2 separate regions of the Homo sapiens genome follow, and region 2 is linked to region 1. Evidence: read pairs that join two places in POLR2A ChIA-PET (ENCODE). Cell type or tissue: OCI-LY7. All regions are shown on one strand. Links, peaks and the distances in the headings refer to the core of each region. The heading gives the core; the rest is flanking DNA. Region 1 overlaps ZNF791 (zinc finger protein 791). Region 2 holds the start of MAST1 (microtubule associated serine/threonine kinase 1).

Region 1 (10,445 bases), core at 3,058-8,057:
GTTATCTTTTTTTTTTTTTTTTTTTTTTTGAGACGGAGTCTCGATTTGTCTCCCAGGCTGGAGTGCAGTGGCGCGATCTGGGCTCACTGCAAGCTCCGCCTCCCGTGTTCACGCCATTCTCCTGCCTCAGCCTCTCGACTAGCTGGGACTACAGGCGCCCGCCACTTCTCCTGGCTAATTTTTTGTATTTTTAGTAGAGACGGGGTTTCACTGTGTTAGCCAGGATGCTCTCGATCTCCTGACCTCATGATCTACCTGCCTCGGCCTCCCCAAGTGCTGGGATTACAGGCGTGAGCCACCGCGCCCGGCCACTAATGTTATCTTAATCGACTAGTTTTGTCTTCCTACTCAGTTTGAAGTGGGAACTATTTGACATTTATATCCTCATTAGCAAGGAGATGAACCTTTTTTTTCTGTTTTTTTTTCTTTTTATTATTTAGTAAAAGGCTATATATGAAATCTTTATTTATTTATTTATTTTTATTTTATTTATTTATTTTTTTGAGACGGAGTCTCGCTCTGTCGCCCAGGTTGGAGTGCAGTGGCGCGATCTCGGCTCACTGCAAGCTCCGCCTCCCGGGTTCCCGCCATTCTCCTGCCTCAGCCTCCCGAGTAGCTGGGACTACAGGCGCCCGCCACGGCACCCAGCTAATTTTTTGTATTTTTAGTAGAGCCAGGATGGTCTCGATCTTCTGACCTCGTGATCCACCTGCCTTGGCCTCCCAAAGTGCTGGGATTACAGGTGTGAGCCACCGCACCTGGCCTGTCTTTATTTATTTTTGGCTGGAGTGCAGTGGTATAGTTATGGCTCACTGCAGCCTTGACTTTGCAGGCTCAAGCAATCCTCCCACCTCAGCCTCCCAAGTAGCTGAGACCACAGGCGTGCACCACCACGCCTGGCCAAGTTTTGTATATTTTATAGAGACAGGGTTTCACCATGTTGCCCAGGCTGGTCTCGAACTCCTGGGCTCAAACGATCTGCCCACCTCAGCCTCCCAAAGTGCTGGGATTATAGGCATGAGCCATCACGCCTGGCCAAAATGTTTATTTTCTATTAAATGTAAATGTAAATAAACCTTACAGAGAGCACCCAGGCATGCAGATGGACTTGTCACGAGGGAGAGCTCCCTGGAGCCAAATTTCTTCCTGCTCAGACCATAGTCCTAATTACTTAAGAAAACCCCTTCTAACTGTGTGGATCTTTTAACGTATGGTGCACATGAGTGCATGGAAATGAGAGAACCTGGGACAACAGCCCCTAGAGTGTCTGTCTGGGATCACTTCCTCCTGAAACTGGAGAAAGGGGATTTATGTTCTTTTTTTTTTTTTTTTTTTTTTTTGAGATAGAGTCTCGCTCTGTTGCCCAGGCTGGACTGCAGTGGTGCGATCTTGGCTCACTGCAACCTCTGCCTCCCGGGTTCAAGCGATTCTCCTGCCTCTGCCTCCCGAGTAGCTGAGATTACATGCATGCACCACCATGCCCAACTAATTTTTGTATTTTTAGTAGAGGCAGGGTTTCTCCATGTTGGCCAGGGTGGTCTCGAACTCCTGACCTGAGGTGATCCACCTGCCTCGGCCTCCCACAGTGCTGGGATTACAGGCATGAGCCATCCTGACCCAGATTTTATGTTCTTTTGGAGGTATGAAATTACCTGTTAATTTTATAATCATGGGCAAATTCACCATCAGACCATTGTGGACATCAGTGAAGTCCCCTGAAAATTGATACTGTCAATCTATTCTTCAAGGTCAGCAAAGCCCAGATGACATGATTATGGATCTTCCAGAAAGTGCTCTTCTGACATTTTATCTCAATGTGTATATGTATTTGTGCTAAAAATTGGTTGGAAGCAGTTCTGAGGCTCATGGGTATAACGATTTTGTGAAAGTCTAAGTTGTGAGGGCCCCTTCCTTGTGCCTGAGCTGTCTTCCCAGTAACTTCCTAGTCTCACGAAATGGGACAGAAAGTAAAAGGAAAAACTGGGTCTATGATAGATATTACACACACAGCCGGGCGTGGTCGCTCATGCCTGTAATGCCAACACATAGGGATATATATATATCGGAAACAAGTTGAAATTAATACGTCTCTAAAAGAGTATTTCCATTCAGTCAGCAGAATCTGAGTGCTTCTGATGGCCTCAAATACTTCAGGACGATATAGGCAGCTAGACCTTCTTAAAAGTTGGATTTCCACAAGCCTCCTGGCCTCTCATGTATAACAAAAGGGGATAGAAGATTCTCAATGTGTATTTACTTATTAAAACCTCCACCTCGGTGGGGGGTCAGCCCCCCTGCCCGGCCAGCCGCCCCGTCCGGGAGGGAGGTGGGGGGGGTCAGCCCCCCCGCCCGGCCAGCCGCCCCGTCCGGGAGGTGAGGGGCGCCTCTGCCCGGCCACCACCCCGTCTGGGAGGTGTGCCTAACAGCTCATTGAGAACGGGCCAGGATGACAATGGCGGCTTTGTGGAATAGAAAGGCGGGAAAAGTGGGGAAAAGATTGAGAAATCGGATGGTTGCCGTGTCTGTGTAGAAAGTAGACATGGGAGACTTTTCATTTTGTTCTGCACTAAGAAAAATTCCTCTGCCTTGGGATCCTGTTGATCTGTGACCTTACCCCCAACCCTGTGCTCTCTGAAACATGTGCTGTGTCCACTCAGAGTTAAATGGATTAAGGGCGGTGCAAGATGTGCTTTGTTAAACAGATGCTTGAAGGCAGCATGCTCGTTAAGAGTCATCACCACTCCCTAATCTCAAGTAATCAGGGACACAAACACTGCGGAAGGCCGCAGGGTCCTCTGCCTAGGAAAACCAGAGACCTTTGTTCACTTGTTTATCTGCTGACCTTCCCTCCACTATTGTCCCATGACCCTGTCAAATCCCCCTCTGTGAGAAACACCCAAGAATTATCAATAAAAAAATAAATTAAAAAAAATAATAAATAAAAAAAATAATAAAAAAAAGACTGTCTCAAACAAAAAAAAAAAAAAAAAAAAACCTCCACCTCATTTAATCCCATATCTTAAGGAATGCTGAATGATTTGGGTAATAAGAAATTAGGCTGTGGGCTGGGTATGGTTATTCATACCTGTTATCACAACACTTTGGGAGGCCGGGGCAGGAGGATCACTTGGGGCCGAGAGTTAAAGGTCAACCTGGACAATATAACAAAACCCCAGCCGGAGGCAGTGGCTCACGCCTGTAATCCCAGCACTTTGGGTGGCCGAGGAGGGTGGATCACGAGGTCGGGAGTTCAAGACCAGCCTAGCCAAGATGGTGAAACCCCATCTCTACTAAAAATACAAAAAATTAGCTGGGCGTGGTGGCACGCGCCTATAATCCCAGCTACTTCGGAGGCTGAGGCAGAGAATTGCTTAAACCTGGAGGGGCGGAGGTTGCAGTGAGCCGAGATCGCACCACTGCACTCCTGCCTGGGTTACAGAGTGAGACTCCGTCTCAAAAAAAAAAAAAAAAAGAAAGAAAAAAAACCCATTTATCTGGGAGTGGTGTTGCACATCTGTAGTCCTAACTACTCGTGAAGCTGAGGCAGGAGGATGTCTTGGGGGCCCAGGGATTTGAGGCTACAGTGAGTTAGGATTGCTGCACTTGAGCCTAGGTGACAGAGCAAGACCCTGTCTCTTAGAAAACAACAAACAAACAAACAAGAAATAAGAATTTATCTCATAAAGAATTGAAGATCTTGCCTGTAATCTCAGCAATTTGAGAGGCCAAGGCTAGTGAATCGCTTGAGCTGAGGAGTTTGAGACCAGCCTGGGCAACATGGCAAAACCCCATCTCTACAAAAAATATACACAAAATACTTACCTAGGTGTAGTGGTGTGTTCCTGTAGTCCCAGCTACTCAGGAGGCTGAGGTTGGAGGATTGCTTGAGCCGGGAGGACTAGGCTCCAATGAACTGTGATTGTACCACTGCACTCCAGCCTAGGTAGCAGAGCGAGACCATCTATGTCTCAAAAAGGAAGAAAAAAAAATTGATCCTAAAATTTGTCTCATTTGTGTAGGATTTCTTTCATTTTTCTAAGTTGAACTAGATACTACCATTAGAGAGCAATAGGACTTACAGTGACCACAGTGAAGATGTAGCTATAAGTTTATGTGTTCAATGTGCTGTTACATTTCTAACAATTGAGTCATGCACTAAATGTTTGGAGACCACAAAATCGTGTGTGAATTTCTTATGAATTGAGGATACCTCTCATCCTTGTCAATCTCACCTATTCTCTACTTATATTGGATGTTTCAGGACTCAGTGGCTTTTGAGGATGTGTCTGTGAGCTTCAGCCAGGAGGAGTGGGCTCTGCTGGCTCCTTCACAGAAGAAACTCTACAGAGATGTGATGCAGGAAACATTCAAGAACCTGGCATCTATAGGTAAGGATGACATCATTTTTTCTTTTTTCTTTTTTTTTTTTTTTGGGGGGGGACAGAGTTTCACTATTGTCCAGGCTGGAGAGCAATGGCACAATCTCAGCTCACCACAACCTCAGCCTCCCAGGTTCAAGCAATTCTCCTACCTCAGCCTCCCGAGTAGCTGGGATTACAGGCACGTGCCACCATGCCTGGCTAATTTTTTTCTTTTTAGTAGAGACGGGATTTCACCATGTTGGTCAGGCTGGTCTTGAACTCCTGACCACAGGTAATCTGCCCGCTTCAGCCTCCCAAAGTGCTGGGATTACAGGCATGAGCCACTGTGCCTGGCCTTCTTTTTTTTTTTTTTTTTTGAGTCTCGTCCTGTTCCCCAGGGTGGAGTGCAGTGGCGGGATCTTGGCTCACTGTAACCTCCGCCTCCTGGGTTCAAGCAATTCTCCTGCCTCAGCCTCCCGAGTAGCTGGGATTACAGGTGCCCACCACCATGCCCGGCTAATTTTTGTATTTTTAGTAGAGACGGGGTTTTATCATGTTGGCCAGGCTGGTCTCGAACTCCTGACCTCAGGTGATCCACCCGCCTCAGCCTCCCAAAGTGTGGGGATTACAGGCATGAGCCACCGCACCCCAGTGACATCATTTTTTCATATCGTCAGTTAGAGAACTGCCATTTCTTGCTCATAATCACTGTTCCGAGATTTGGAATCTGAAAAGGAAACACTTCTGTAAATAAACCAGGCATGGTTACAGCTCATTGTGAACCTATAATCTAATAATATTTGTATAATTTTTAATAATTTATCATGATTATTCTTGATCTACATTTTAGGGGAAAAATGGGAAGACCCGAATGTTGAAGATCAACACAAAAACCAAGGACGAAATCTAAGGTGAGTTGCACTCACAAGAAGTAACAGTGTTCCTTGAAAGAATCTTAAAAATGTTATGGCCGGGCACGGTGGCTCACACCTGTAATCTCAGCACTTTGAGAGGCTGAGGTGGGTGGATCATGAGGTCAGGAGTTCAAGACCAGCCTGGCCAACATGATGAAACCCCGTCTCTACTAAAAATACAAAAAAAGTTAGCCAGTTGTGGTGGTGGGCGCCTGTAATCCCAGCTACTCTGGAGGCTGAGGCAGAGAATTACTTGAATCCAGGAGGCAGAGGTTGCAGCGAGCCGAGATCGCGCCACTGCACTCCAGCCTGGGCAACAGAGCGAGACTCTGTCTCAAAAAAAAAAAGAAGTTGTGACACTTTTAAAACAAGAAGCAAGCTTAGCTCCAAATTTATTTATTTATTTGTTTTATTTATTTTTTCTTGAGATGAGGTTTTGCTCTGTCACTCAGGCTGGAGTGCAGTGGCATGGTCTTTGCTCACTGCAACCTCCACCTCCCGGGATCAAGTGATTTTCCTGCCTCAGCCTCCCAAGTAGCTGGGATTACAGGGACGTGCCACCACACCTGGCTAATTTTTGTATTTTTAGTAGAGACAGGGTTTCTCCATGTTGGCAAGGCTGGTCTCAAACTCCTGACCTCAGGTGATCTGCCCGCCTCAGCCTTCCAAAGTGCTGGGATTACAGGCACGAGCCACTGGGCCCCAAATTTATTTATTATCAGAAAATGTTTACCAAAAATGTTTTCTCAAGTGACACAGATGTCCACTGGCTGAAAAATATTATACTTGGGCCGGGCACTGTGCCTCACGCTTATAATCCCAGCACTTTGGGAAGGTGAGGTGGGCGGATCACCAGAGGTCAGGAGATCAAGACCAGTCTGGCCAACACAGTGAAAACCTGTCTCTACTAAAAATACAAAAATTAGCCGGGTGTGGTGGCACACACCTGTCATCCCAGCTACTCAGGAGGCTGAGGCAGGAGAATCACTTGAACCTGGGAGGCAGAGGTTGCAGTGAGCCCAGATCGCACCACTACACTCCAGCCTGGGCGACAGAGTGAGACTCCATCTCAAAAAAAAAAAAAAAGAAGAAGAAGAAGAAAGAAAAATATTGTACTTGGGAACAGTTTTGTTTGTTTGTTTGTTTTGTGAAACAGAGTCTCGCTCTGTCACCCAGGCTGGAGTGGAGTGGTATGATCTTGGCTCACTGCAACCTCTAACCCCTGGGTTCAAGCAATTCTTCTGCCTCAGCCTCCCAAGTAGCTGGGATTATAAGCGCGCACTACTATACTGGGTTAATTTTTGTTTTGTTTTGTTTTTTTTGAGACGGAGTCTCGCTCTGTCACCAGGCTAGAGTGCTGTGGCGCAATCTCGGCTCACTGCAACCTCCCACTCCCTGGTTCAAGGGATTCTTCTGCCTCCGCCTCCCAGGTAGCTGGGATTACAGGCATGCATCACCATGCCCGGCTAATTTTTGTGTTTTTAGTAGAGATAGGGTTTCACTATGTTGGCCAGGATGGTCACGATCTCCTGACCTCGTGATCTGCCCACCTCGGCCTCCCAAAGTGCTGGGATTACAGGCGTGAGCCACCATGCCCAGCCAATTTTTGTATTTTTTAGTAGAGATGGGGTTTCACTATGTTGGCCTGGATGGTCTCGATCTCCTGACCTCGTGATCTGCCCGCCTCGGCCTCCCAAAGTGCTGGGATTACAGGGGTGAGCCACCATGCCCAGCCAATTTTGTATTTTTTAGTAGAGATGGGGTTTCACCATGTTGGCCAGGCTGGTCTCAAACTCCTGACCCCAATTGATCCACCCACCTCGGCCTCCCAAAGTGCTAGGACTACAGGCATGAGCCACCATGCCAAGGTGTGGAAACAGTATTTTATTTTATTTTTATTTTTATTTTTGAGACGAAGTCTTGCTCTGTCACCCAGGCTGGAGTGCAGTGGTGCCATCTCAGCTCACTGCAAGCTCCGCCTCCCAGGTTCACGCCATTCTCCTGCCTCAGCCTCCCGAGTAGCTGGGACTACAGGCGCCCACCACCACGCCCGGCTAATTTTTTTGTATTTTTAGTAGAGACGGGGTTTCACCCTGTTAGCCAGGGTGGTCTTGATCTCCTGACCTCATGATCTGCCCGTCTCGGCCTCCCAAAGTGCTGGGATTACAGGCGTGAGCCACTGTGCCCGCCCAGAAACAGTACTTTAAAGCCTCACATATAATTTCCGGAAGCCAAGGTGAGCAGATCATTTGAGCTCAGGAGTTCGAAACCAGCCTGGGCAACAAGACGAGACCCTGTCTCTACAAGAAACAGAAAATTCAGTCAGTTGTGGTGGTGCATGCCTGTAGTCCCAGCTACATGGGAGGCTGAGGTGGGAGGATTGATTGAGCCCGGGAGGTCAAGGCTGCAGTGAGCCATGATTGCATCACTGTACTCCAGTGCGGGTGACAGAGTGAGACTCTGTCTCAAAATGAAACCAAAAAAAAAAAAACCCATACCTCAATATTACTGTTTTGATAATAGCTATCAGTGACACAAGCCCTCTTGCAGAACATTGAGTATATTCGTTTTTAAACAAGTCAGACGGGGCAGAAAACTATTTCCCTGAAAATGATAAAAATTTAGTTCTGCTGCCGGGTGCGGTGGCTCACGCCTGTAATCCCAGCACTTTGGGAGGCCAAGGCGGGCAGATCACTTGAGGTCAGGAGTTCAAGACCAGCCTGACCAGCATGGTGAAACCACGGCTTTACTAAAAATACAAAATTAGCTGGGCGTGGTGGCGCATGCCTGTAATCCCAGCTACTTGGGAGGCCGAGGTAGGAGAATTGCTTGAAGCTGGGAGGTGGAGGTTGCAGTGAGCTGAGATCGCACCATTGCACTCCAGCCTGGGGAACAAGAACAAGACTCCGTCTCAAAAAAGAAAAAAGAACTTTAGTTCTACTACCCGATAATACATATAAAATCATTAATACACAACCAGTATTACCGTGCTTCTAATTTTTTACAGAAGCCATACGGGAGAGAGACTCTGTGAAGGTAAAGAAGGTAGTCAATGTGCAGAAAACTTCAGTCCCAATCTCAGTGTGACGAAGAAGACTGCCGGAGTAAAACCATATGAGTGTACTATCTGTGGAAAAGCCTTCATGCGTCTCTCATCCCTTACTAGACACATGAGGTCTCACACTGGATACGAGCTATTTGAGAAGCCATATAAATGTAAGGAGTGTGAGAAAGCCTTTAGTTATCTCAAATCCTTTCAAAGACATGAAAGGAGTCACACTGGAGAAAAACCCTATAAATGTAAACAATGTGGAAAAACCTTCATATATCACCAGCCCTTTCAAAGACATGAGCGGACTCACATTGGAGAAAAACCCTATGAATGTAAGCAATGTGGAAAAGCTCTTAGTTGTTCCAGTTCGCTTCGAGTTCATGAAAGGATTCACACTGGAGAAAAGCCCTATGAATGTAAACAATGTGGGAAAGCCTTCAGTTGTTCCAGTTCTATTCGAGTACACGAAAGAACTCACACTGGAGAGAAACCCTATGCATGTAAGGAATGTGGGAAAGCCTTCATTTCCCACACAAGTGTTCTAACACACATGATAACACACAACGGAGATAGACCTTATAAATGCAAAGAATGTGGAAAGGCATTCATTTTTCCCAGTTTTTTACGAGTACATGAAAGAATTCACACTGGAGAGAAACCCTATAAATGTAAACAATGTGGTAAAGCCTTCAGATGTTCCACCTCCATTCAAATTCATGAAAGAATTCATACTGGAGAGAAGCCCTATAAATGTAAAGAATGTGGGAAATCTTTCAGTGCACGCCCAGCCTTTCGAGTACACGTGAGAGTGCATACTGGAGAGAAACCCTATAAGTGTAAAGAATGTGGGAAAGCCTTTAGTAGAATCAGTTACTTTCGAATACATGAAAGGACTCACACTGGAGAGAAACCCTACGAATGTAAAAAATGTGGGAAAACTTTCAATTATCCTCTAGATTTGAAAATCCACAAGAGAAATCACACTGGAGAAAAACCCTATGAGTGTAAGGAATGTGCAAAAACCTTCATTTCTCTTGAGAACTTTCGAAGACACATGATCACCCACACTGGAGACGGACCTTATAAATGTAGGGACTGTGGGAAGGTGTTCATTTTTCCTAGTGCGTTACGAACACATGAAAGAACTCACACTGGAGAGAAACCCTATGAATGTAAACAATGTGGAAAAGCCTTTAGTTGTTCTAGTTACATTCGGATACATAAAAGAACTCACACTGGGGAGAAACCTTATGAATGTAAGGAATGCGGGAAGGCCTTTATTTATCCCACAAGCTTTCAAGGACACATGAGAATGCATACTGGAGAGAAACCCTATAAATGTAAAGAATGTGGGAAGGCCTTTAGTCTTCACAGTTCCTTTCAAAGACATACAAGAATTCACAATTATGAGAAACCTCTTGAATGTAAGCAATGTGGAAAAGCCTTCAGTGTGTCCACATCCTTAAAAAAACATATGAGAATGCACAATCGATAGAAACTCTATAAATGTGAGAAATAGGAGAAAGTTTTCAATTCTAACAGATGCTTTCAAAGTTGTGAAAATTCCCACTGAAGAGAGAAATCCTGTCAATGTAAGTAATATAGAAAGCGAGATACAAGATGATTCATGTATAGTCAGGTACCACATAATCATGTTTCAGTCAGCAATGGACCATATAGGTTGGTAGCCCCATAAGATTATATAACACCTAAAACATTTCTATCAACCGCAATTTAGTAGCAGTAGTAACACCATAGTGCAGCACATTATTTAAGTGTTTATGGTGCTGGTGTAAACGTGCTGCACTTTCAGTTGTATAAAAGTACAAGACAGCGGCCGGGGACGGTGGCTCACGCCTGTAATCCCAGCACTTTGGGAGGCCAAGGCGGGCGGATCACGAGGCCAGGAGATCAAGACCATCCTGGCTAACACGGTAAAACCCCATCTCTACTAAAAATACAAACAATTAGCCGGGCGTGGTGGTGGGCGCCTGTAGTCCCAGCTACTTGGGAGGCTGAGGCAGGAGAATGGCATAAACCCAGGAGGCCGAGCTGACAGTGAGCTGAGATCCGGCCAACAGAGCGAGACTCTGTCTCAAAAAAAAAAAAAAAAAAAAA
Region 2 (10,445 bases), core at 2,316-7,315, 210 kb after region 1:
CTTGGCTCCCATGGGGGCACCAGGAGGCTCCGCCCCCCCGCCCGCCCCTTCCCCCCGCCAGCGCGGGCAGCGGTGGCTGAGCCCGGGCTCGGGCGCCCAGACGCAGTGACGGCGCCGGGCCCGCCCCACTTCGCTCCGCCCCCGCCCCCGCCACCCCTCCCCTCAGCCGCCGCCGCCGCCGCCGCCGCGGTCCCCGCGGCTTCTCACTCCCTCCCTCCTCCCTCCTCCCGCCGCCGCTACCTCCCTCCTCCCTCCCCGGGCCGAAGTCGCCGCCGCTGCCGCCATGGACGATTCGGGCCTCATCCGCCGCCGGAGGCTGCAGGTACGCGGCTGCCTGGGCCCCGGGTGGAGAGGAAGGGGTCGGCGCCCTGGGGCGGGGCTGGGCAGGAGGCGGGAGAACTTGCACTAGGGTCAGCCGGGACGCCCCCACCCATAGGTTCGGGACGCTAACCGCGGGGAACGCTGTGGCCGCGCGTCCCGCCGCGCTGGGGACCCCGCCCCTCAGGCGCCGCCCGGCGATCCAGGGAGCTGCCGGAGGGGTGCAGCCTAGCGCTCCCCCTCGAGGATCGCCTGAGGGGCGCCTGGCCCGCCCTAGGGGGATGGGGCTGGGGCCGAAGTCATCGCCCTGGCGCCTCGCCAGGCTAGGGGTGAGGGGGCGCAGAGCAAAGTTATTGCCCTAGGGCTCATGCCCCTCGGGGCCATCGGCGCCGCTGGAGGCGTAAACATGTTTGTGCGGCAACCTCGCCCCTCACCACCCCAGGAGCCCCCTCCCGAGGCATAGGACGCCCTGCGTCCCCCACGCACCTGCCTGGCCATCAGGATTCTTCCTACTGCCCTAATTGGACAGGCACCTAGACAGCTTTCTCACTCTTCATTCCACCTCCTCCACTACAACATCCGCCCCCCCACCGCGATCCTCAAGTCCAGCCCAGCTTGTGGGTGGGCGGGAGCGATTTTTAGCTCCTTGCAGCCTTAGAAGATGCTGGTCTCGAGGCTGCGCAGGCGCAGGAGCCGTGCGTCCACTGCACGGAGTGGGACACTGAGGATCGCTGTGGAGTGTGGGGAAGGCGGGGACAAACTCAGGTGTCAGGAGCTCCTACCTCCAAGGTGGGGAGGGATTCTGTAGCCGAGAAGCGTCCTCTGCTCGTCTTCAGCTGCGTTTCTGAGGGGTTAGTACGGAAGTTCAGGGTTAATACGGAGGTCCGGTCCCAAACATCCCAGAGGGGAAGGTGATGATATCTGTGCCCCAAGGCCCTGCCTGGGGTCTGGCCCTTCTGAGCCTCCTTGGGGCTCAGCCCCAGGCTTGGTAATCTGGAGTTTAGATAAAGCCGAGAATGGGCCCAGACTCAGGCTCCATCCCCAGCCTGAATCTTGGGAAAAGAGGATTCAAACCCTCACCTAGGGCTTCGTCCATTTCTAGACTCCCCTAATCCATCATTCCCGAGGTTGAAGGCCAAGGGGAGCTGATTGGTCAGTGCAGCAGGAAAAATGGTGATCAGACTGCAGGAAGGACCTTCCAGGCGTCTGGGTAACGCCGGAGCCAGACATGAGTTGGAAAACTAATTTGCTTTCAGAGCCCAGATGGCCCGATCTCCGGAGCCTAGGCCTCTCTGAAGTGCTCCCACATTCTCTCCGCCTCTCGGGGGTGGGTTAGGAGAGTGGGTTCCGAGAGAAGGGAGGCAGCTGCGGCAAAGTTAGAGCAAGTACTGCAGCAGCCAGGTTGGGTCCGCGCCGTCGGGTTTCTGAGAAAAGGGAGGAAAGAGGCGGGGCCTGCACGGTGTGTCCCCGCCCTCCAGGCCGGCGTCAACTCTCATTGGCTCAGCGCCACGCGGGACTTTAAACTCCCGCTCGAGACACCGCCCCCAACGCGGAATGCTTCCACTCACCCACCCACCCACTCAACCCCAGGCTTGCTCTGGGTCCGGCGATCCCTGTCGGAGTCCTGTCCCCACCGCTTCCCTTCTGGCGGGATTAACCACTTCGCTGCCTGGATACACCCACATACGTTGGTGCATCCTCTTAGGAACTGTCGCATCACTGCTGAGCGCCCGAGGGTCCCCTGTGTGCAGCTAGGCTCTTTTTTTTTTTTTTTTTTTTGAAACGGAGTCTCGCTCTGTTGCCCAGGCTGGAGTGCAGTGACGCAATCTCGGCTCACTGCAACCTCCGCCTCCCGGGTTTAAGAGATTCTTCTGCCTCAGCCTCGCTAGTAGCTGGGATTACAGGCTCATGCCAACATGCCCGGCTAGTTTTGTATTTTTAGTAGAGAGTGGGTTTCACCATGTTGGCCAGCCTGGTCTTGAACTTCTGACCTCAGGTGATCCACCCGCCTCGGCCTCCCAAAGCGCTGGAATTACAGGCGTGAGCCACCACGCCCTGGGATCTTATATGTAGACAGCATCCTGAGTTCGAATGCCCTGTCTGCAGTGTCAACTATTAATCCTGTGCGGGAGAAGCGGAATCCACTTGGCCGAGCGGCTCTGCAGCTGAGATTGGAGGTGGCGTCTGTTTACACTGACGCCAAAGACCCGAACTTCCGCCGCTCCAGTTTGACCCTTTCTTCGTCCCTAGAATGTTTGGGGGCGCTAGCGGGTGGGGCTGGGTTCCAGGTCTTCTTCGGGTGGTGCTTAAAAGCCCTCCAGGGGCTTACCCTCCAAGGCCGGTTACCCGGATCTGGACACCCTGGGCTCTGTGGCCAGAAAATCCAGGTCTTGATTTCGCTTGGGCCATTGCAGACACGCAGCCAGGTCGACTGGTCCTCATTCACTCCGGTCATGCAAAGACAGAGGGAAAACCTGGTTTGGATTATCGGTCACCCGTGGCTCGGGAGGGCAGGGCTGCCCTTTGGCCCCGCCTATATGTTTGTCCGTTGTACAACGGGGTGGGAGGACGCTGTGGCCCATCCTCTGTCATGCAGCATGTCCCTCCTTAATAACGCCTGTTCTCCAGACTTAGTATTTATTGAGCACTTGCTATGTGCTAGGCACCATGCTAAGGGGCTAGGCATCTGCATCAACTCCTAAGATCCTCAAGGAGACACGGGACTATTGGAAGGTCATTTGCCAAGGTCATAAAAAGCAGAATTGAGATTTGAACCTAGGCTTTTTGCTTTTAGAGATCCTAGAAATGTCTAGGACATCCCTCATTTTCCTTTTGTTGGAGTCCCCTCCAAAGGCCTTTTGAAACTCTCCCCCAAATCTTTCCACCTGCAGCCCCACTCAGTTTCCTTCCTTCCACCTCACCCTGTGGATAGAAAACTGGCTGGCAGGTGTTGCCCCTTGTACCCCATTCCTTTCCTCAGAAAAAAGCCAAGACCCCATATCTCCTGATCCCTACAGTGACTTCCTAAGAGCTTGACAAATGGAAGGTGACCTTCTTCAAATGCAGACACATAAAGTTAATACTCACTAATTATTATTATTGTCATTATAAAAAATGACTATGCGGCCATCACCTGAATTTCCATTTTTATTTTTTTATTTTTTAAACTTTTTATTATTTATTTATTTATTGTTAATTGAGAGGGTGTCTTACTCCAGCAGTGGTGCAATCATAGTTCACTATAACCTCGACCTCCTGAGCTCAAGAGATTCTCCCACCTCAGCCTCCGTGGTTCCCATTTTAAATCTCAGTTGTGAGTCACTCTACTTACCTACCCCCCACCCCCTACCCCAACTCTATGACTCTAGCTGGGAGTCAGATAGATCTGCTGAGGTGTAGATGAGTCATTCATTCTTTCAACCTTTCATTCATTCAACCTTTCATTCATTCATTGAGTACGCTAAGCTTATTCCCGCCTCCAGGCCTTTGCCCTTGCAGTTCCCTCCACCTGGAATGCTCTCTCCACAGATCCTCCCATGGCTGGCTCTTATCTTTCAGCAACCAGCTTAAAAGTCACCTCCACAGAGCAGCCCTGTCTGACAATGTGTCTCCATCCTAGCCATTGTCCATCACATCACCCTGTTTAATTTATTCATAAGACTAATTATTGTCTAAAATGATTTCGTTCACTTCTACACTAATCTTGTTTAATGTCCCCTTTACCCTATAAATACTAGTCCCAAAAGGCCAGAAACTTTTTTTTTTTTCTCCTTGAGACAGAGAGTCTTGCTGTGTTGCCCACGCTGGTGTTTCCTTGGACTCAAGCGATTCTCCTGCCTCAACCTCCCAAGTAGCTGGGACTAGAGGTGCACACCACCACACCGGACTTGTAATTTATTCACTACTGTGTCCCTAGTGCCTAGGATTGGGTCAGCATACAGTAGGTGCTCAAGACATATTTTTCAAATAATGATTCCTATTTCATTTGCACAAACACACGCTGATATGCCAACTCACTTGCCTTTATATGGCGCCCCGCCTGTGTACGTGGGCCTCTGTTGGTCTCTGAGGGTCAGGAGAGGAATCACCCAGGGATCCTCTCCCCCAAGAAACTTGGCCCGCAGTGCATGGCCAAGGGTGAAAGTGACAGTGCTGAAGAGGGGCCTGTCTTACCCTGCTTCTGCTCCTCCAGGGAGTTGATAATGCTTGTGGGCAGCAACGGCAGGTCCACGCTGACCTTCATCGTTTTGCCCCTTTGCCTTCCAGAAGGATTTGCCCCTGCCCCGGAAAAGCAGCAGGTGAGCCTGGGGAGAGACGTGGCGGGGGCTGGCCGCCCCTTCTCCCGCCGGGGTGGGGGCGCCAGGCGAGTGCGCGGGCGGGGCCTGGCTCGCCGGCACGCAGCAGCGCCCCCTCCCGGCCGGCTGCAGCCGCAGGGCCCTCCCCTTCCCTGCCCTCCCCTGCCCGCTGCGGCGGCTGCAGCCTCCGCCCCGCGCGCTTGCTCCCCGCGCCGCCGCCGCCGCCGCCTCCGCCGCTGCTGCCGCACCTGCCACCATGTCGCCGCCGCCGGGTCATGTCTGACTCTCTCTGGACCGCGCTTTCTAATTTCTCGATGCCCTCCTTCCCCGGCGGCAGTATGTTCCGCCGCACCAAGAGGTAGACCCCCGATCCCCTAGACATTGTCCCGGCCCTCCCCGCAAAAGCCGCCGCTCCGGGTACTGCTGCAGGGCGGGGCCCGGGATGCTGCGCCCGGTCCAGCTGCGCCAGAGGTGCCCCAGCTGCGCCTTCCCGCCGGGGTTGGGGTTGAATGGGGGGTGGTGTGGGCCGAGTCTGGGGGGCTTGCACGCTGGAGAGGACGGCCGCGGGGGGAGGGGGCTGCGCCACTGGGGGTTTGTGGCGCCTTTGTCTGCTGGCGCTGCGGGCTCCAACAGCCTGGTGGGGGTAGAGGAAGAAGGGGAGGCTGGGGGGCTTGGCACCCTCAGAACAATAGCCGCAGCCTGGCCTCCCCCCACCCCCATGCCGCGTGCTCCTGGACGCGCTAATATGCTCAGTCACTGCGGCTGTGGGTGAGGGGACGGACGGAGGGGCTTGGGGCTCCCTCTTCGGGAGCTGGATGCTGAGGGGTAGAAAAAAGGGGGGGTTTATCATAACACAACCCCCCCCCCCGAACACAGCCTTACACTGAAAATAGTGACACACAGCGTCACACAGGACATGATGTCACACACATACACACAACAGCCCTAGTGGCCCAGATACACTGGGAGGTGCCACACATACCTAGCCTTGCAGCTGCCACAGGTCAGAACCATGCACAGACACACAGGGGCACCACGTCGTGTACACCTAGTAAGATGTCACTTACATGGCGATCCACACACACACAGTTATGTCATCCAAGATGCAAACATGTGTTTCAATATCCCATCCATGCATCCAAGAATGTCACAACACACGATGTCATATCTAGGTATCTCACATACTATGTCACACTGACATCAGGATAAACAGATGTAGGGATCTTGCAGAGACAGAACCACGCAAAATCACATGTTATCACATTGCAAGACTCACCTAGAGAATGTCAAATGTGGTGACATGTTTGGACACAGTGTCACAAGATGTTAAATTCACACAATAGATGCTACATACACATGGACAAGCATGGTGAATGTCACACCCAGACGGAAGGACAGTATCGGACACAGACTCAGAATGCCACACAAAGACATAGATACATGTAGGGGGGATCATGCATCCTGGCCAGGCATGGTGGCAGGCACCTGTAGTCCCAGCTACTCAGGAGGGTGAGGTGAGGCGGGAGGATTGCTTGAGCCCAGGAGTTTGAGGCTGCAGTGAGCCACTGCACACTGCACTCCAGCCGGGCGACAGAGCGAGACATTGATTTAAAAGAAAAAAAATAATAATAATACAACCTGCCTGTGTTACAGCACACATTGTTATGGACAAGTGGCATTTCACACTGTGTCACATAGACACACAAATGCTCAAATTGTATCACACAAGATAAACCCACGTTGTGTCACACGTATCACACTAGAATGCATTCAGCGTCACACATTGTTGAATTCATACAGTGGATACCACACGTGGATACCTACAGTGAATGTCACGCATAGACTGAGACACGCTCAGTATCACCAATGGTGTCACCTAGACACAGTGACTATCACACCATGACAGACACTGCCCTACACATAATCCATACTGAGAGTTTCTCACACACATGTCATATGCACATCCCCTGCCGTACACAGTCCTGCCGAGGCCTGCACCACCTTTCTTCGAGAAACCCTCCCAGGGAGCCTCCAAACACACATGGATGGGAGATAGGCGGGGATCTGAGACAGGAGGTCAGCTGGTGGGGCTCAAGAACTCACTGGGCTGCGGCCCGGCCCGGCCCCCCTGCCTTACCTTCCCCGCAGCTGCCGCACCAGTAATCGGAAAAGCCTCATCCTGACCAGCACTTCACCCACGCTACCGAGACCCCACTCCCCGCTGCCAGGTCACCTAGGTGAGGCCAGTGGTAGAGACTTGGTGGGTGCAGACTGGCCTACAGTAGGCGGGGCCTCAGGCGAGGAAGCGTGGTCATGCTACAGAAGGGGCGCAGTTTGAATGGAGGCGAACCAGTTTGGATAAGGGGCGGGGCCATGCTTGTGTGGGTGTGGTCAGTCGCAGAGGGACGGTCATTGGGGGGCGGAGACTCAGGTGGGCGGAGACTCAGGTGGGACGGACAGAAAGGAGGAGTCGTACCTGAGGGGCGGGGCCATCCCAGATGAAGCCAGAATCGTCTTGGAAGGGGCCAGGCTGACTCGGCAACGAAAAAATTTAGAGAGGCGGGGCCACAGGCGAAGGGGCGTGGTCTCCCCATAATAGGCGGGACTAGACTAAAGACAGGACATGCTGCTGTTTGCACGCCGCTTTAGGGAACGAGAGACCTGACAGGATTTGCCCCCTCTTTCTCTCATAGGCAGCAGTCCCCTGGACAGCCCCCGAAACTTCTCCCCCAACACCCCCGCCCACTTCTCGTTTGCCTCCTCCCGAAGGTGAGTCCCTCCCCTCCAGGGCCCCAGAACCCTGGGCAGACCCTCCCCAACCACTGTCTGGGCCGCCATCTGTTCTCCTCCTAATTGCACCCGAGCTGGGGCCTGAGGGGACCAGCGAGTGCCCCAAGGTCTCAGCGGGAAGGAGCGCCTAGCCTTCGGGGCGGGGCCTATAAGAAGGCGGGGTCCAATCGCCGATCTGGAACGGGGAAGGCGGTGGGGCTCCCTTTGCGGCAGGTCGAAAGCGCGTGCGCCCTGGGCGCGGGGTCTTAGTCTCTCCGAGCCTTGCTCTCCTGGCCAGGTGTTTCCATAGCAACAGGACGGGGCAGCCAAGATGACGTGCGCAAGCGCAGATTGCGCGATGCCTATCGAGGGACTCTTGGTCCCCGAGGTGGGGGAGGACGACTAGGGCTGTTTCTCAAGGGGAGGAATCTCAGGTTTCTTTCCAAGGGTCTCTTAGGGTTTCTGGGGTGTCCTTAAATGAATTTTCTATGGGCCTTTGGTGAAACTGGGGGAGGCAGAGAGGTTTCTCTGATGTTTTCTGGAGAAACGTTTCTGGGAGTTTGGGCCTGTCTCTTTTTCTTTGAACTCTATTCATTCTAAAAATGGTGTCTAAACACCTGCTATGTTCTTAGGAGCTGGGCGTATGGGGTCAATGACGTCCTGTCTCTACCCTCTGAGTCGAATAGGGCAGGCAGGCCAGAGAATGGGGATCAGTGCAAAGGCTGATGAAGGCTGTGTTGTGAGAGTCAAAGGAGACTGTGAAGACAGACAGCTCCCTTGGGAAAGTGGGGGAACCGCCTATTGACCATGGAATTTAGCTGAGGGCAATAGAGAGCCAGGACAAGGCTCTGGGATAGGGTCTCACATGTTTATCCGCAAGCGGGGAGGACTGAGCGAGGGGACTGCTGGGAGGAAGAAGGAAGGGAGGAGTCCAATAAATGGGGTGTGTGTGTGTCCTTGTAACTGTGCAAAGTGTGCTGGTGTGTGTGTGTGATTGTCACTGTGTGAGGGATTACGTGCCTATGCAATGGCACGAGTCTGCGAATGTGAACGTGTGAACATGTGTCTGTAGGATTGTAAGTGTCTGTGAATATGTGAGAGGAGCAAGTCAGGTATGTCTCCAGGTGAGCGTGCAATCTGTGTGTGGGTGTAAGCGTGTGTGAGTGTGTGGCTGTGAGATAGTAAACACAGAGTCACAGTGTTTACTGTCTCTCTCTCTCTCTCTCTTTTTTTTTTCTTTTCTTGAGACAGAGTCTCGCTCTGTTGCCCAGGCTGGAGTGCAATGGCGGGATCTCGGCTCACTGCAATTTCCGCCTTCTGGGTTCAAGCGATTCTCCTGCCTCAGCTTCCCAAGTAGCTGGGATTACAGGCGCCTGCCACCACGCCCGGCTAATTTTTGTATTTTTAGTAGAGATGGGGTTTCACCAGGTTGGTCATGCTGGTCTCGAACTTCTGACCTCAGGTGATCCACCCGCCTCGGCCTCCCAAAATGCTAGGATTACAGGCATGAGCCACCGCGCCCGTCCAGTTTACTGTCTCACAGCCACACGCTTACACATGCACATGCTAATGTGTGTTGTGCACTCACATGAGCACGCGCCGATGTGTGTCCCTGTGTGTGTGCATCTGCGTGCGAGTGTGAATGAGTGTGTCGCTGTGTGCAAGTTTCAATGTGTGGTAGTGAGCGTGGGTGTCTGGAACGTGCATCTGTGTGAATGTGGAAGTGTGGAGTATGTTTGGGTGAGTCTGTGTGTCCGAGTGTGAGTACTGAGTGGAAGCACATGTGTCTATAGGTGAGTGCATGTCTGGTCTTGCACGCGTGATTGTGCATTAGTGTGTGAGAGTGTGATATTTGGGTCCATGGATGGGATAGTCAATACGTGTGGGTGTCTGTGTTGAGGAGTCATGTGTGAGTGTGTGTCTTCGTGTGTGTGAAGTGTAAATGTGTGCACTGCCAGTATGTGAGCCTGACCTGATAGTCACACCAACATTAATGGATTTGGCTGCAACAGTGACTGTGTCTGTGTGCACGAGAGCATAAGGACACAATATTCTATGTCAGAACATGTTGGGGGGTGGGACGGGTCTTTTTTCTCTGAGAAGATCCAAGGGTCTCCCTCAGAGCTTTCTCATGGAGAGTGTTCACTTGGGGGAAATTTCTAGAATCTCTCTGGAAAGGCTTCACTGGGTGGGGGCTTTTCCAGTTCTCGGTGTCCACTCTGAATGATAAGAGAGGGGACCGTGGGGAGGAGAGTGGAGACGGATCCTCCCTCCAATTCCCGGTGCCTGCCTGGAAGAGTCCCTCTTTATCCCCTTGATTCTGAGGGCCTTGAGGAATCTTAGAGTGCAGATATATTCCCCCAACCCCCACCCTGGCCCTGGCCAGTGGCTTCACCCACACCCTGAGGAGTTGGGGGACCGCTGGGGCCTTGTGGCCTCTGAGCACCTTGGCTGGGTTCCAGGGCGGACGGACGCCGGTGGTCTCTGGCCTCGCTCCCTTCATCTGGCTATGGCACCAACACGCCCAGTTCCACCGTCTCGGTGAGTGTGGAAAGTAGGTGGGTGGGCCGGTGGGTAAGGAATTCAGGGGCCCTCCAGCCTGAAGACCCACACCCAGGCCAGCAGTCCAGGCTGGGCTTGATGACAGTTTAGGGCCAGGCTCAGTGACTCAAGCCTGTAATCCCAGTACTTTGGGAGGCCAAGACAGAAGGATTGCTTGAGCCTAGGAGTTCAAGACCAGTCTGGGCAACATAGGGAGACCCTTGTCCCTACAAAAAATTAAAAATTATCTGGGCGTGGTGGTGCACACCTGTGGTCCCCACTATTTGGGAGGCTGAGACGGGAGGATCGCTGGAGTCTGGGAGGTATAGGCTACAGTTGAGCTGAGATCGCACTGCAGCATTCCAGTCTGGATGACAGAGTGAGACCCTGTCTCAAAAGAAAAAAGCAAAAAAAGACAGTTTGGGTTTCCCCATTCTTCAAAGGTGTTCACTTGTCCATCTATTAAAGAGTTATGGGTCCGCCCCACTCAGAGCCCAATGCTCTGCCCTCAACACATTTCTG

What was found. Peaks named below come from ENCODE experiments on the same cell type or tissue, not always from the same donor. Only the 100,000 strongest peaks of a DNase experiment are listed, where the experiment ranks them.
Region 2: POLR2A ChIA-PET joins it to region 1 with 7 read pairs; 4 of 35 experiments call an interaction of 5 or more read pairs at or near these places.

Annotation. Positions count from the first base shown.
Region 1 is chr19:12,619,439-12,629,883 of GRCh38, forward strand. It overlaps ZNF791 (zinc finger protein 791), which reads left to right. Exons shown (of 4, transcript NM_153358.3): 2 at 4,262-4,388; 3 at 5,212-5,272; 4 at 8,283-10,445. The coding sequence ends at 9,822. Among named protein-coding and RNA genes, the nearest start is that of ZNF791, 14 kb to the left of the region's middle. In OCI-LY7, for the core only: no CTCF peak of the experiment used is centred there; no DNase peak of the experiment used is centred there.
Region 2 is chr19:12,833,685-12,844,129 of GRCh38, forward strand. It overlaps MAST1 (microtubule associated serine/threonine kinase 1), which reads left to right and starts at 4,831. Exons shown (of 26, transcript NM_014975.3): 1 at 4,831-4,971; 2 at 6,762-6,850; 3 at 7,307-7,382; 4 at 9,845-9,923. The coding sequence starts at 4,889. RTBDN (retbindin) reads right to left here and starts at 895. Exons shown (of 6, transcript NM_001270441.2): 1 at 805-895. RefSeq lists enhancers at 853-1,382, 6,818-6,877 and silencers at 4,444-4,627, 4,632-4,811, 4,862-4,911. In OCI-LY7, for the core only: CTCF peaks have their summits at 4,720 (motif pointing left) and 4,919; DNase peaks (open chromatin) are centred at 2,757, 4,767, 5,567 and 6,977; H3K4me3 peaks cover 2,595 bases; H3K27ac peaks cover 1,448 bases.